Linked DNA regions of Homo sapiens: region 2 is linked to region 1. A link is a loop called in an ENCODE intact Hi-C map of the cell type or tissue named here. Cell type or tissue: B cell. All regions are shown on one strand.

Region 1 (8,000 bases):
AATTATCTTTTTTAAAAAAAGTAAACCTTGAACAACAGCTAACTGGGTAATGGCCATAAGAACAAATATTTCCTATTCTGACACTCTGTAAATTAAAAAATTTTCTCTGAACCATGTAGACTATATTCATTTAAATAAGAATTAGAAAGGTATTTCAGATACTTTAATGACAACAAGCATGGTTTCCCAAGAGAAGGCAGGTGGACAACTGAATTGGGACAAAGTCTCAAAAGAGCTCCTAAGAAGCCATGTAAATTGGGGATCAAAGTAATTGAGGATGAAATGATATTAAATTTAGCTCTATATTCTAAAGCATCTTAATGATTTGCCAATTTTTTTTTCACTCCTAATGGTTTCATCTCAATCTATATTCTTTCAGAGGCTGATGGTATCCCAGATCCTCCATGAAGCCTAGAAATATGTCAGCTACAGAGTAATAAATGGGTGTTACTGACATCACTTACTTGGACATGTTCTGGGCCTTCTCAATAAATTTCATCACCTAAAAGAAAAAGATGTCAATGACAACAAATTCCGATTTCAACACAAAATCACAGAGCCCTCTCCAGGGTGGCATACCTCACAGGCACTATCACCTACTGAATCCCTCAATCACCTACTGAACATTTGCAATCTTAGGACAACAAAGAATAAACAGGCTGAACTAAAGCAACACAGCCACATCAGCAGCACTCCAATACCATCTTGGGGCACAATCCAAGGATCTGAGAAGCTGAAGACTTTGATCTGTCAATGTCAAGTTGTTATCTCTTGTCAAAATGTTAACAGCCTGTCTCATGGCCTAACATCAGAGTATAAAAACCAGTGATTATAAAACACTCTTATGGAAGTAGGTGACAAAGAAAACCTAAAGAATGACAAATATTTATCACAAGTAAAATGCCCCATCATCTTTCCATTCCATGACTGCTAGTCCATCCCACTCCCAAATACCCCCATCCCAGCTTCGGGGTAATACCACAGGCAAAGAACAGGTCAAGAAAATAACCCAGGTCTTTTGGATTTTTATTAGCTGTCACAAATATTAAATTTGAAGTGTCTGACCATACTGATCACCTTCTCATAGTCTACTTCTCTGTCTGACAAAATGCCTACTTATTTTCTATATTTATGCTCAGGTTTGCTGCTCTTCTTTACCAATGTGATCAAGCTAAGGAATTTAAGAGTCACAGATTTTTACACAACCATATTAATATACTAAAGACAGATATACCTGATCAAATCTGGTAGCAAAGAGATTGAGTGAGGTCACTATGCCGCCATTGGGTCCAAGTCCATATCTAGACACCAAGTTGAGGACTGAAATCGCTTATAGATTAGATTATAAAGTTCATACCTAGGCTATCATTCACACAAACGGCATTATGAAATTAGTGTTCCATTAATGGATACTGGCAACCTAATCCTTGACTACCATACAAACTTAACCACACAGGGAAACAGTCATTATCAAGGTCTGGCTCACTCATTTGATTTAAGGAGTGGTCAGGCAAAATGAAGAAAGCAAAGTGACCAAAATGTAATACAGGTGCATCAGGCAGTGACAGCCCACTGGCATTGGTCATTAAGGCCACCTGTATAACACCTCCGGCTCTGATCCTCATAAATAAACCAAGCAATCTGCTGATTATGATTAGTCTTCCTACTTAGACTTGCCTACGGAGAGAGTACACATTTCATACAGCAATTTACTAAGAGTTAATCCAACTAAACTCACTCATTTCTGAGTTTCCCAGTCTAAAGAGGTGGTGACCAACAGATGATCCTCCAAGGCAAAATACTACCTTGTGGGACCCAGGTAGCTGTCAGTTATCCTATCATACTCTCTGCTCTTTAATTACAACAGCCTGCCATCTGGGGAGATGGTAAGAAAACTAAAATCTCAAGCTGAAATAGTATTTCTGATCACCTACCTCTCCCACAATCAGCTTCCATCCTTTTGCTTGTATATTTCACAAGGAAAAGGCAAAAACACTCTTTCAAGCCACAAAATACACAGACAAGAAGCCAGGAATGAGTCAAGACCAAAGTAGATGGAAAAGGATACTGTTTCATTACTTCTTTATACTTTACAGTATCACGAATATCTGAGGAGAAAAAAAAGAATTAACTGGAATGTAATACATACACATTCCCTACCACCAGGAAAGTAAAACTGGCCTTCTAGCCTTCTCCTGTCAGCATTCTCTTCTACCACCTCCACTTTCACACTGGTTTCCTTCCTTACAAAGAATAAATGCCAAGTAAATCATGAAGAATGTTAGGGCTAGGAGCTCTAAAGTTGTGGCAAAGAGTTTTGTCTCCACAAAGTGCAAAGTTTCATGCAACTTAAACATGCCTAGAAAAAGGGAGGCAAAAATCAAGGGGGAAAAAATGCTTCTTACTAATTGCCTATTACTGACAAAGGCAACACAATGGCAATGCAGACATGATTTTTTAAAAGGAGTTAGGCTGGGCACAGTGGCTCACACCTATAATCCCAGCACTTTGGGAGGCCAAGGCAGGAGGATTACTTGAGCCCAGGAGTTCAAGACCAGCCTGGGCAACATAGAGAGGCCTTGTCTCTCCAAACAAAACAAAACTAGCCCAGCATAGCGGCAGGAGGCTGAGGTGGGAGGATCACTTGAGCCTGGGATGTTGAGGCTGCAGTGACCTGTGAATCACGCCACTGCACTCTGGCCTGGGTGACAGAGACTCTGTCTAAAAAAAAAAAAAAAAAAAAAAAAACCTAAGCTGTTTAGGAATGCAAGCAAATCCAAAGGAAATGAAAGTAGATAGTTTAGAAAACATGAAAAAAGAAGGCACTGAAGACTGGCAGGCTGGAGGCTTTACAGAGTCTCACTCTATTGACCAGGCTGGAGTGCAGTGGCACGATCTTGGCTCACTGCAACCTCTGCCACCCGGGTTCAAGCAACTCTCCTGCCTCAGCCTCCCGAGTAGCTGGAATTACAGGTGCCTGCCACCGTGCCTGGCTAATTTTTTGTATTTTTAGTAGAGATGGAGTTTCACCATCTTGGCCAGGCTGGTCTTGAACTCCTGACCTCGTGATCTACCTGCCTCGGCCTCCCAAAGTGCTGAGATTACAGCCGTGAGCCACCACGCCTGGCCTTTTCCATTCTCTTTAAAGCACTGCACACAAGTTATGTTACTGGTTTACTCACCAATATTGGCAGGAAAGGGAACTTCATGTACTGCTGGATCCAGGTTGATCACATACGGTGGAGTGCCTTGGGCATGCAGGTGTCCTGTGAGCCTCTGCAGAGATATGGGGAGAGGGTTGGAAGGAGACAAAGAGGGGACAAGAGAGAACTTCCATTCCTTTAACACCCATGCCTTAAGAATATTGCACTTAGATTTTCTTCTACCTGAAATATCCACCATGTCCACCTCCAAGATACAACTCTCAGTTCAAATGCTACCTTTCTTCATCACCCATCTAACAAAGCTTCCCCTACTCGTAGTCACTTGTTTACTTGTTTTGATTCTTCGTATGTGGGTTTTCTCTATCTCCTCCATTAAATATTTGGCCCCACGAATGAATCTTGTCAACCTCATTTTCGCTATATCCCCAGTGAATGGAACATGACAGGCGTGCAAGAAATATTTGGCAAATCTTCACCAAAACCTGTGTGCTAGCACTGTATTAATCTTTAAAGTTACTTGTAACTTGCCTCCGAGAAACGCAATTTTATCAGCAAGACAATTCCTGTACAACGTGGTAAGCTGGACCGAGTATGCCCTGAAGGTGCGCAGAAGAGAGCCTTAATTAACCTGGCTAGGGCCCGAGGAGGCTTTGCCGGGGAAGGAACTAAAGTTGATGGGAAGCCCCCGAAAGCCATGCGCCGGTACCCTCCAAATCCTCTTCCCTCCCTTTCTTCCTGGCCTTCCGCCTGCCGGAGGCAACCTTTTGCGCTCCCCTACTACACCCATGCTGTGTACGTCACCTGTACAAAAGTGGTTTTCCCGGATCCCGCCATTCCCAACACCAACAGACACACTGGGTGCCGCGGACCCCCAGAAGCCTGGAGCTCAGCGGCAGCTGCGGACGCCGCCATCTTCCTCCTGGCCCCACCCACCCGACCATAGAGACACCGCATGGGTAGAGAAACTTCCGCAATGTTCTGGGCTGCGAACGAAAACCACCACAGCGTCAGAAAGGAGCGGGTGAGGGGCGCGGCGGTTGCCAGGGCATCTTCTTAGCGTCGGGCAGGGCTGATGAGTCAACTAGTGACAGTGGCGAGGAAGTGGGGGCGCTGAGCAAGCGAGAGGAAGGCTGAAGGGAGCTAGGAAAAGGGCGCTGATCTCTGCAGCCTGGGAGGGCTTTTGTCTCCCGGAGGAAGGCCAGAAGAGATGGGGTCCCGAGGGCAGGGCTCACACAGCAAGAAAACGAGGAGCATGCCTGTCATTTTGAGCCCACAGAGAACGGGGAGCGGAGCCACTGGAGGACCGGCTGCTCGGGCTTATTCGGTAGCCGAGGCGGTTAAACAGTTCAGGGCTGGACCAGCCGGGACTGGAGCAGGGTGCAGTCTCCAGGGTTGCTGGGCAGCACCGAGACCCTTTGAGCACCGAACGAATAAACTACGGGAGCTTTCCACACTTGCACATTGTTCCCGCGAGTTGCAGACGCAGGTTCCTGATGCTAGCGCTCATTCCTTGGCAGTCACCCTCAGTGAACTACACAGTTGCCGTGACCTTCAGGATGAATGCTTGGATTCCAGGTGCAAGTAGGTACTGGAGGGGAGCTTCCTCCCCTCCAGTCACTGAAGGTCCCTCAGAAACTCAGGAAAGATGATGAAAGAGCCTAGAAAATTATTTCTACTCCTGACCACCCAGTCTGTTTCTGTGACCCTTTGTAGCTGCAAACAGTGTTCAGTAAGTCATAAGATCTGGCTTTAATACCCAGGCTCTGCCACTTGCTAGTGGTGTGAGTCATGGGCAAGTCACTTAAACTCTCTGAACCTGTTTTCTCCTTTTTTAAAACTGAGGTAATACCTCCCAGGGTTGTAGTGAATGCACGTTGTAAATGACGAGCTACATTCCTCATCCTTTACCACTAGCTGGATTCCCCACACCTTGCATAATGTCTGGAACATTCTGGTGCTCAGAAATATTCTCTTGTATGAATGAAGGACAGTTGTGCACTTACTTCCTAAAGTTTCATTAACTGACAGAGGAATGTCTCGTTTGTTCTTTCAGGTTTGCTGAGGGCCCCAGAAGGCTCCTTCCACCGTATCATAGTCTAATAAATAATTTTGTCAAGCCAGAGAAGCTAACAAAGGTAGAGACAAGGCTTAAAGAAAAGATAGTGGCGGAAATGACGGATCTGAACAAGCATATAAAACAAGCTCAAACCCAGCGGAAACAGCTACTGGAGGAATCCAGGGAGCTACACCGAGAAAAGTTACTTGTCCAGGCTGAAAACAGATTCTTTCTGGAATACCTGACTAACAAAACTGAAGAGTACACAGAGCAACCTGAGAAGGTATGGAACAGCTATTTACAAAAAAGTGGAGAGATTGAACGAAGAAGACAAGAATCAGCCTCCAGATATGCAGAACAAATTTCAGTGCTTAAAACAGCGCTCTTGCAAAAGGAAAATATCCAATCCAGTTTGAAGCGGAAGTTGCAGGCAATGAGGGACATTGCTATATTAAAGGAAAAGCAGGAGAAAGAAATACAGACATTACAGGAGGAGACAAAGAAAGTCCAAGCTGAGACAGCTTCAAAGACACGGGAAGTACAGGCCCAGCTCCTCCAGGAGAAAAGATTACTGGAGAAACAACTGAGCGAGCCAGACAGGAGGCTACTGGGAAAGAGAAAAAGAAGAGAGCTTAATATGAAGGCCCAGGCCTTGAAGTTGGCAGCAAAGCGGTTTATTTTTGAATACTCCTGTGGCATCAACAGAGAGAACCAGCAGTTCAAGAAGGAATTACTGCAGCTAATTGAGCAAGCCCAGAAACTAACGGCTACTCAAAGCCACTTAGAAAACAGGAAGCAGCAGCTGCAGCAGGAACAGTGGTATCTGGAGTCCTTAATCCAGGCGAGGCAGAGACTGCAAGGAAGTCATAATCAGTGCCTAAATAGACAGGATGTTCCAAAGACCACACCCAGTCTTCCCCAAGGCACCAAATCAAGGATTAATCCAAAGTAACTTCTAAAATAACACTGATTAAATAAGAACTGGAGCAAGTACTCTTAAGTGCTACATTAACCTGGTTAGAAAGGCTGTTGGATTCCAGATTGCTATTGTAAAATCTCCATCATGATGTGTTGGAGTGAAGGATTAGATGGTTTTATCCAACAGTCCTACTAGATATTTGGTAACCAGCTTCCCTTAACTAGCTTTTTCTTTAAATACTCGTTAATAAGCTATTCCACAAACCTCCAGTTAACCTAACACATGACCCTAACCTAGCCATTTACCATACATCAAACTAGCTAAAGGAAACCAACCTAAGGAAGTGAAAACAGTTGTGATTTATTTCATCTAGCTAAATTGTATTTCTTTATAGAGAAAGTACCTTTAAGGATAGCATTCCAAATAGACTTTGAATAGCGTTCTGCCAGTTTATCCTCATTCCTTTTGACCAACTTAGCAGACAAAAGCAGTTTTTACAAGCTCTTTGTGAGTTTGTGCCAGTGACCAGGTAGCTCCTTCTAGTTTTCTCATGAGTGAAAAAGCATTCTGATAACAGCAAGTCCAGTAAGTGCTAGGCAGAGTGACCTTTCATCTGATGCTAAGCCCCTACAAGTTTGAGAAGGTAAGAAAAGATGAAGGAGACATATATTAGGTCAGCTCTTACTTTTGAAAATGTTTTATTTGAAGAAACACCTGTAGCATTGAGGTGACTGAATGCCTCCACTTATTTCAGGAAAACGTATCCAAAAAAAGTTGAAATATTTGGACAACTTTTTTTTTAAGTGCCATCGATTTCCCTAGCAGCATTCTAAAAGATAGCAAGTAAAATGATGTTTGTTATCCTAAATGCTTTAGTTTTAGGTCATTTATTAATTTTCTTACAGGTGCACTTTCTAGTACATGAAGTATCCTTTGTAATTAATGTGTGCCATATGTTTATTCCCATTTAGTATAACTATAAATTATATTTTAAATTATATATTTTTAGGATAGTTATATTTTTTTTGGGTTCTACGACATTGAAGTTGGACTAGTGATTTATTTGAATGCTGAATCCTAGTATAGGGGAATATAATCTTATATTTTAACAGGGGTCCTCTATGGGAAAATAGGATGAACTTTGTTTCCCAGAAATTGTTAAGTGATGAAAAACTTCAAAATAATTTTCCTGCATTTTCTGCTTTATTTACATGTAAAGTGAATTCCCTGAAAATTGGATTTAAAAAGCATTCTCCTTCAATGTGCCTTTACCTTGTAGCTTTAACAACTTTTCTGTTAAATATGTAGTTTTTTATTAAACAATGTTATTAAATAAAAACATTTATCCACTGATTTTATTACTGTTCCAATGTAACACATTTTCTACTTCATCACTCTTCTGTTACCACTCTTAAATGTCTTATTCACATGTGCAAATAATAAAAACTAGTTTTAATGCAGAAATTAGGATTTTAGCATACAGGTACTTTAACCTAAATCTCAATTTGTGAGCTGAAAATACAGAAACACTGAACAAGGAAAGCATGGTATCCAAGACAAACTTGAAGGCTTAGTCTCTGTGGACGTAAAAACCCTAAGACAATGTATTTCTAAGGCTGATAAAAAGTTGGAAAGTAGGAAGCATATTAGTTCTGTTAATTCCCCTCCTGCCACTGGTGTCCCAATTATCTAATTCAAGAGTGGGTAACTTCCACCTGATCTCAGTTCATTTTTACTTATCATCCCAGGTAATGGATATGGTATACTGCTTGTGGCTGTCCCTTCCAGAGTGAGGGCTTGAAGACATTAAAAGTTGAATGATAACTGATTTCATACCTTGAAATCCATACCTCTAAGTAAG
Region 2 (8,000 bases), 54 kb before region 1:
CAGAGAGCCAAGATCACACCACAGTACTCCAACCTGGGTAACAAAGTAAGACTCTGTCTCAATAAAAGTAAATATTAAAGTAAAAATAAAAACAAACCACAGGAAAAAAGGCCTGGGGTAATCCCTCATCACTGCAAATTTACTAATTATTTAATTTTGTTTTGTTTTGTTTTTGAAACAGTCTCACTCTATCACCCAGGCTGGAGAGCAGTGGCATGATCTCAATTCACTGCAACTTCTGTCTCCCGGGTTCAAGCAATTCTCCTGCCTGCTCAGAGCCCTCCTGAGTACCTGTGATTACAAGCATGCACCATCACGCCCAACTAATTTTTTCTGTATTTTTAGTAGAGACGGGGTCTCACCACATTGGCCAGCCTGGTCTCGAACTCCTGACCTCAGGTGATCCATCCGCCTCGGCCTCCCAAAGTGCTGGGATTACAGGCGTGAGCCACTGTGCCTGGCCAAATTTACTAATTATTTAATCTTATAAACCAAGTTTCAAAATCTAAGCTATTTTTACACACACATACTTACTTTGGTCTGTTAAACAAAAAAATTATGATACTTATTGCTCCCCTCCTGCTGACCTGTTTATATCCACCTTCACAATATATGGCCCAAAGACCAAGCTCATGTAAGTACCTTTTTGAAAAGGACAAATGCAGATACAGAATACTTACCTCTCACAGATGAGGAAACAGTAACTTTTCTGTTTCCCAGACAAATGAAGGTGATTCAAGAGAAGGGCTACATACCAGGCCTGGAGTTTTTATGTAGCCAAGCCTGGTTTGTTGTGGAAGTAGACATGCATGCATTCCCATACATTCAGTGCCAGTTTTTATTGTTTCTCCTCATACTCCTTATTTTCTGAGATCTTTATCTTCCTAACCAGTTTGGCCAACCAGCAGGAAAATAACCCCTGCAGTTGACAAGGGATGAAAGGATACTAAAAAGATAAACAATGATCTTTAGGGGTGGGGTTGTGGGGATTTCTTTTTTTTCCTTTGGACTTTTATGTATGATCTATAGTTTCTAAAATGAACATATAACCCTTTGTAATTAGAATATATATATAGAAAATACAGAATTAATTGATGCATATATCTATATGAATATCAATCTATTCCGTCTTTCAACATTTTTCATCAAATATTTGCTGAGGCGGGTGGATATGTGTCAGGTTTTGTGCTAGGTTCCAAACACACAAAAATGAATGAAGCAAGATCCTTCTTGAGAACTTTAGTCCAATGAGTACAATTATGGTTTGGCCTCTGTTTTAGGGATGGAGGAAAAAATGAATAGGGGTTGACTTATCCGGAGACCACCTGATCAGGCCCCATCATGTACCCTGTTCCACTGCCCTCCAACTCACACAGTGGCAGCAGCTCAGGATTATTCCACAGCAGCTATGGTTTCAGATTCCATAGCCTTCAATTTTCTGTAATTCTGGAATGGATTGGAAATAACTGCCCTTAATTTGCAATGAAGACAAATAATGACTGGCGGTCAAAGGAAGAAGACCAAGAAAGTATGTTTCCTTGCTACAGAGTCAGTATATCACATACAAAGTCAAATGCACAGACAAGAACTGGCCTTGCTTTTTAAAACCTATCCACAATCAATGTAACTGCCCACTGAACAACACAGGAAGGAGAAGAAAGATATTACCATGGGTTTGGGTTTCTTTAAAATGTGTGAGATCTGTGGGAGGCCTCATTTCCTGCACTGCTGCTTCTGGCTCTATCTCTGGCTGTGGCCTACTGAGGCTTCCATCCTCCAGTTTTTTCTTTTCATGCTCCTCCTTTTCTTTCTCTTCTTCCTCTTCCTCTTCCTCCTCCTCTTCTACTTCAGGCTCATCTTTCATTCTCATTAGAGTTGGAGGGAGTTCTGGACGCTTGGGGGGTAACTTCTAAGAGGGAAACAAAACCATGAACAAGTAGTTCTACTTAATGACAACAAGAGAAAAATCTTTTCAAGGAGGTCAGTCTAAATGTACTGAATGTTTACTCTTTTTAGGTTGATGAACTCCACAGAAGTCTGCTGGAGGTGGGACTTTGACATGAAATTTTACCCCTCTATAGACCCTAAACAAGTGTCTTTATTAGTTCCTAGAGTCAAAGATTACTAAATACAAAACACTTGAAAATAGCTTGTAAGGAACTAAAATAGTTATTTCAGATGAGTGCCAGCTACAGGAATTCTGGACTGTTATAACTCATGATATTAAAGGATTTCAATTGATTACAAAATCTTCTAAGGAATAAATCAGACAATCAGAAATAAGTCATTTGTGCTGCTTTTTCATTTTAGACTTAGCGTAATTTCAAGGAAACAAGGCATGTAAATCCATCAAACAGATCCTGAAGAAAAGGAGGAAGACATTTCTCAAAGAATAAAGCTAAATATTCTAATCAAAGCCATTCAATAAAAGTATTTATTAGAAAAGGTTGATCACAGTTATGGAATAGAGGGAAGGAACCAAAGCATATCTTGGTTATATCTTTTTTTTTTTTTTTTTGAGACAGAGTCTTGCTCTGTGGCCCAAGCTGGAGTGCAGTGGTGCGATCTCAGCTCACTGAAACCTCTGCCTCCCCGGTTCAAGCGATTCTCCTGCCTCAGCCTCCTGAGTAGCTGGGGTTATAGGTGCGCAGGCCACCGTGCTCAGCTAATTTTTGTATTTTTAGTAGAGACGGGGTTTCACCATGTTGCCCAGGCTGGTCTCGACTAGTGAGCTCAAGCAATCCACCCACCTCGGCCTCCCAAAGTGCTGGGATAACAGGTATGAGCCACCGCGCCCGGCCTATATTATCTTTTAAATATAGGACTTAGTTCTAAAATTCTCTAAGGAGGGCTGTTTAGTAAAAAGTTTTCTATTTAAAACCTAAGTCCCCACCGCAACAGATTGAAAAGCCTACTTGTTAGGTAAACCATTACTCATTCAGAATACATAGTGAGGCCGAGGCAGGTGAATCATGAGGTCAGGAGTTCGAGACCAGTCTGGCCATGGTGAAAAACTGTCTCTACTAAAAAAAAATACAAAAAATTAGTTGGGCGTGGTGGTGGGTGCCTGTAATCCCAGCTACTCGGGAAGCTGAGGCAGGAGAATCGCTTGAACCCGGGAGGAGGAGGTTGCAGTGAGCCGAGATGGCCACTGCACTGCAGCCTGGGTGACAGTGTGAGACTGTCTCTCAATGAAACAAACAAAAAGAATACATAGCTAGGACTTCAGATTTCTGCCACCAGAGGGCAGTATACCCTAATTCAGGGTGTTTTGGACGAATTGTGCCCCCTGCTGCCCAAATTCATGTTTGAAGTCCCAAGCCCCAGTACCTCAGAATATGACTGTAAATTAAATTAAACTGAATTAAAATGACACTATTAGGGTGGGGCCCTAACTCAGTATGACTCATGTCCTTAGAAGAAGAAGAAGAGACACCAGGAGTGCAAGTGCACAGAGGGATGGCCATCTGAAGAGCCAGCAAGAGGGCAGCCATTGGTAAGCAGAGAGGCCTTAGAGGAAACCAACCCTGCTGGCAACTGTGAACAAATAAATTTCTGTTGTTTAAGCTGCCCAATCCCTAGTATTTTGTTATGGTGGCCCTAGCAAACTAATACTCAAGGTTCAGCTCTTAGGGGTAATGAAAACCTTTTAAAAGCTGAATCTATGAATAGGAATATAGATAAAGCAAAAACATACAGACAGACATATATTGTAGGGTAGCAGGGAAATCATAAAGCTCAAGAGACAGACCTGGATCTGATTACCAGCTTAGTTACATAACGCTGGTGTGATCTGGTATTTAACTTCTCTGACTCTATTTCCTCATTTGTAAGAGGCAATAATTCCCACACAGCAAAAGGTGTTGGAAGGATTAAATGAAGAAAAATCATATGGCAGAGGCAAGTGCACACACTATGTTCTTAAATGTTGGTGAGTCTGAACACTACATCTATCCACCTGGGGAAAAGCATTTAATGCAGGAGACCCATTCTTAAATGCAACATTCATGAGAAATTAATAAACTATGATTCTAATTTACAAACCATTTACTTGCAAATTGATTGGCATAAATTAATTCATCAATTCTTGATAACCCTAAGCTGAGAAAAAGAATCCACAAACTGGCCAGGCACAATGGCTCATGCCTATAAACCCAGCATTTTGGGAGGCCAAGGCAGGTGGATCACGAGGTCAAGAGATGGAGACCATCCTGGCCAACATGGTGAAGTCCCATCCTACTAAAAATACAAAAATTAGCTGGGCATGGTGGAGCACGCCTGTAGTCCCAGCTACTCGAGAGGCTGAGGCAGGAGAATTGCTTGAACCCGGGAGGCGGAAGTTGCAGTCAGCCGAGATCACGCCACTGCACTCCAGCCTGGTGACAGAGTGAGACTCTGTCTCCAAAAAAAAAAAAAAAAAAGAATCCAAGAACCAAGTTCTGGGAAAGATGTGATCATACCAAGCCCACAGCCCTTTCTCACATTACTATGGAATGAGTCATTTGTAGTTTCAAAAAAGAAAAGAGAAAAATTAGCTCAGGGATAACTCAAGGGCTAAAAGTTTAACACCCTGACTCACAACTTACCCCTACTGTTCCAGTTTTTAATTTGAATTTGCTTCCTCCTTTCATGGCACCAAATAGAGGCAATGTAAGCTTTTTAGCTTTGTTTTCTGCACCTGTAGTCTGAGTTTCAGTCCTAGGAAGAAAGAATAATTATACACATCTATTCCAGGGAGTCCCAAGGTTTTATCTAAAAATACCATGATACTGACAAAGAAACCTCTGGCAAAATAAAAATTACCACAAAATGAATATCTAAGCATATAACAATAAGAAAGAGGTATTCAGACCAACAGATTTTGAATGGACAAGAACAATGCTGACTGTCACAGACACAGAGCTATGATGAGGCTGCTCCCTTAGTCAAGTAATTTGCCACATGCTACATGACTTCACACCCATGAAATGACTACAGTACAAAGGTCACTGGCAAAGGAGAACATATAAGCAGCAGGAGATTGATCCATGGTGTAAAGCCCTACTTCCCACCAACCTCTGAAGAGTGTCTTACTTATCTGGAGCTCCCACTTAAGCGCAATAGCTCTGAGCACTTAAAAAAAAAAGTGTGCATGGGGATGGGGGTACAGTATGCAGGATACCCAGTGTAGTAATGACAAAGATATAGTGAGAGACTGCAACTGCTGAGCCTGTCAACATTCTCAACGGCTGGAGATAGTTAGAAAAGCTAAGCCCATTAGGACAAAGCTGAGGAAGGGTATAAAGAAGAGATAGTAGAAATTAGAAAGGCAGGGGGAGAACAGAGCAAAAACAAAAGGGATAGCAATTCAGTTGACAAGATACTCAGAGCAGGCAGAGGTGACAATGAGAATATGGCATGAGGAGACAGAGGAAACCCCAGAATAAGCATACTAGACTGAAAAGAAAGCCCTCTGTTTTCTTCATATTGACCATGGGACAGCCCTGAAAACTGGAATATAAGGACAGTAATGGCATTCGACTCACAGTGACCCATACCAGATGTTAGCTACCTGGCCCTCCCTGAAGCCCCACTTGCTACTACTGCCTTCTTTTACCTAAGTCTTATCCCCTTAGTAGCACTCTTAAGTCCAGCCTCAAGCCCCTTTCTCCCTACCAGAGATAAAACCCATTCCCTTGCTAAGGCCACCAGAAGAATGCTGCCTGCCTGGCCATGAAGGACATTTTGTCAAATCATTATCCTTCACACCCTTCCCCACAGGCCTCAGGAAGGCTCTGGCATAGAAAGACAGAAGCAACAGCAACACAGATGTTTTCAGCTACATTAAAAAGCCAGGCTGGCCTAGAGGATAAGCTAAGACTGGCTCAAAGGAGATGAAAAAGCAGAAGATGGAATCACAATCAAGATTGCTTGCAGGGGTTAGGGTAGGAGGCAGAAAGTTTGGAAGTTCAACCCATAAGTGAAAAGAGGAGGAAGAAGATACACATCTAGACCAGTATCCAAAATAGGAAAGGGAGGAAAAACCAGGCAAGCACACAGACTGATAGCAGGAGAGGAGGCTCTGGAGGAAGCTGAGACATATTTCGTTTTCGTTTTTTTTTTTTTTTAATTCTTCTTGCCCCAAATGTTGTTGTTGTTGTTGTTGTTGTTGTTGTTGTTTTCCAAAGCAGAGATTTGTTTTTGTTTTGTTTTTGTTTGTTTGTTTGTTTGAGACAGGGTCTTGCAACCTCACTCTCCCAGGTTCAAGTGATACCTCAGCCTCCCAAGTAGCAGGGATTACAGACAAGCACCACCATACCCAGCTAAGTTTTTATCTTTTGTAGAGACAGGGTCTCACTATGTTGCCCAGGCTGGTCTCAAACTCCTGAACTCAAGCCATCCTCCCACCTCACTCACTCTCCTAAAGTTCTGGGACTACAGGTGTGAGCCACCGTCCCCAGCCACTTTTATTAACAAATAGTTTTACTGTAACAAAATTATTATATGATTCTTACTTTTTCCAGTTATTTGTTATTTAGAACTAGAACTGCAACTACATTACAGTAAATTTGGACCTAAAGTGGTATGGCTATTTGGTACAGGATTTTCTTTTCAAATTCAGTATATCTGAATAGAATAGAAAGTATATTCACATGTTCAAAACTCAAGTATAAAGCACATATACTGTGAAAAGTCTCCCTCCCATTGCTGTCCCCCAGCCACCCAGTTGCCTTCCCCATTGGCAATCAATATTATTAATTTTTAACGAATCTTTCCAGAGATACAGTAGCAGATGCTGTCCCTCCCAGATTCCCTTTATCAGGCCAAACAGCTACTGCAGACATCGGCTGCTAAAGGCTCACACCTGCACCCTTCCCAGAATTGCTGTGAGCCCCTCCCACCCCCCAGTCACCGGCAGCCTATGACCAATGAAGGGTTGGGGGGACAGGGTATCGAAACCCAAGCCCCATGCCTCCATGGCATCTGTGGTGCCATTCAGGCTCTCCTGAAACCATATCTTAGCCCAGCTTCTTCTCCTGCCCTCTCCTGCTTCCCTCACTCCCATATAGATTTCTCCTGAGAGCACTCTCTTAATAAATCACTTGCAGATGAATCTCCGATTCAGTCTGTTTTTAGGGAACCCGACCTAAACAGATATTATAAACATAACCATGGCCTACTTATCTATGTATTCTTCCCCCACCATCATTTTTTACAGACAGCGCCTGTTATACACACCGTTCTGCACCTTGCTTTTGTTACTTATCTTGATAGTGTTTCTGTATCTTATATATAGTTGCCTTTTTTTTCAACAGCTATATGGTGTTCTATTGTATATCTACACCATAATTTATTTATTTTTTTGAGATGGAGTCTCGCTCTGTCGCCCAGGCTAGAGTGCAGTGGCGCAATCTCGGCTCACTGCCAGCTCCACCTTCCTGGTTCACGCCATTCTCCTGCCTCAGGCTCCCAAGTAGCTGGGACTACAGGCACCCACCACCACAACCGGCTAATTTTTTGTATTTTTAGTAGAGACAGGGTTTCACCATGTTAGCCAGGATGGTCTCGATCTCCTGACCTCGTGATCCGCCCAGCTCAGCCTCCCAAAGTGCTGGGATTACAGGCGTAAGCCGCAGCACCTGGCCGCAATTTATTTAATCCATCCCCTTTGATAAACATTTAGGGGATTTCTAATTTTTTACTACTATTAATACAAACAATGCTGTACATCATTTCCTAAGTATGTGAGGGACAAATTCCTAGAAATGAAATAGATCAAAGGGCATGTGCATTTGTAATCAGGATAGAGACTGCCAATTTGTCTTGTAGAGAATGTACTAATTTGTCCTTCAATGACAATATAAGAAAGTGCCTTTTTGTCAGCCTCATCAGCACAGTATAAAATCATAATTAATCTTCATCAAATTCATATATAAAAATGCTATTAAGACCAGGTGTGGTGGCTCACACCTGTAATCCCAGCACTTTGGGAGGCTGAGGTGGGCAGATACCTTGAGGCC

The links. Hi-C counts contacts between places; a loop is a spot of excess contacts. Peaks named below come from ENCODE experiments on the same cell type or tissue, not always from the same donor. Only the 100,000 strongest peaks of a DNase experiment are listed, where the experiment ranks them.
Region 2: it touches region 1 in a loop (6-fold over the local background); 3 of 110 quality-filtered maps call a loop at or near these places.

The regions. Positions count from the first base shown.
Region 1 is chr2:27,625,135-27,633,134 of GRCh38, reverse strand. CCDC121 (coiled-coil domain containing 121) reads left to right here and starts at 4,123. Exons shown (of 2, transcript NM_024584.5): 1 at 4,123-4,185; 2 at 5,218-7,497. The coding sequence starts at 5,336. The coding sequence ends at 6,172. It overlaps GPN1 (GPN-loop GTPase 1), which reads right to left and starts at 4,085. Exons shown (of 14, transcript NM_007266.4): 1 at 3,966-4,085; 2 at 3,183-3,276; 3 at 2,069-2,108; 4 at 1,235-1,301; 5 at 465-502. The coding sequence starts at 4,076. RefSeq lists enhancers at 3,841-3,940, 3,981-4,290, 4,351-4,410 and a silencer at 4,859-5,153. In B cell, no CTCF peak of the experiment used is centred here; a DNase peak (open chromatin) is centred at 4,164; H3K4me3 peaks cover 1,776 bases; H3K27ac peaks cover 1,355 bases.
Region 2 is chr2:27,678,946-27,686,945 of GRCh38, reverse strand. SLC4A1AP (solute carrier family 4 member 1 adaptor protein) reads right to left here. Exons shown (of 14, transcript NM_018158.3): 9 at 4,587-4,698; 10 at 1,669-1,909. Among named protein-coding and RNA genes, the nearest start is that of SLC4A1AP, 19 kb to the right of the region's middle. RefSeq lists an enhancer at 4,082-5,281. In B cell, CTCF peaks have their summits at 3,047 and 3,246 (motif pointing right); a DNase peak (open chromatin) is centred at 3,265.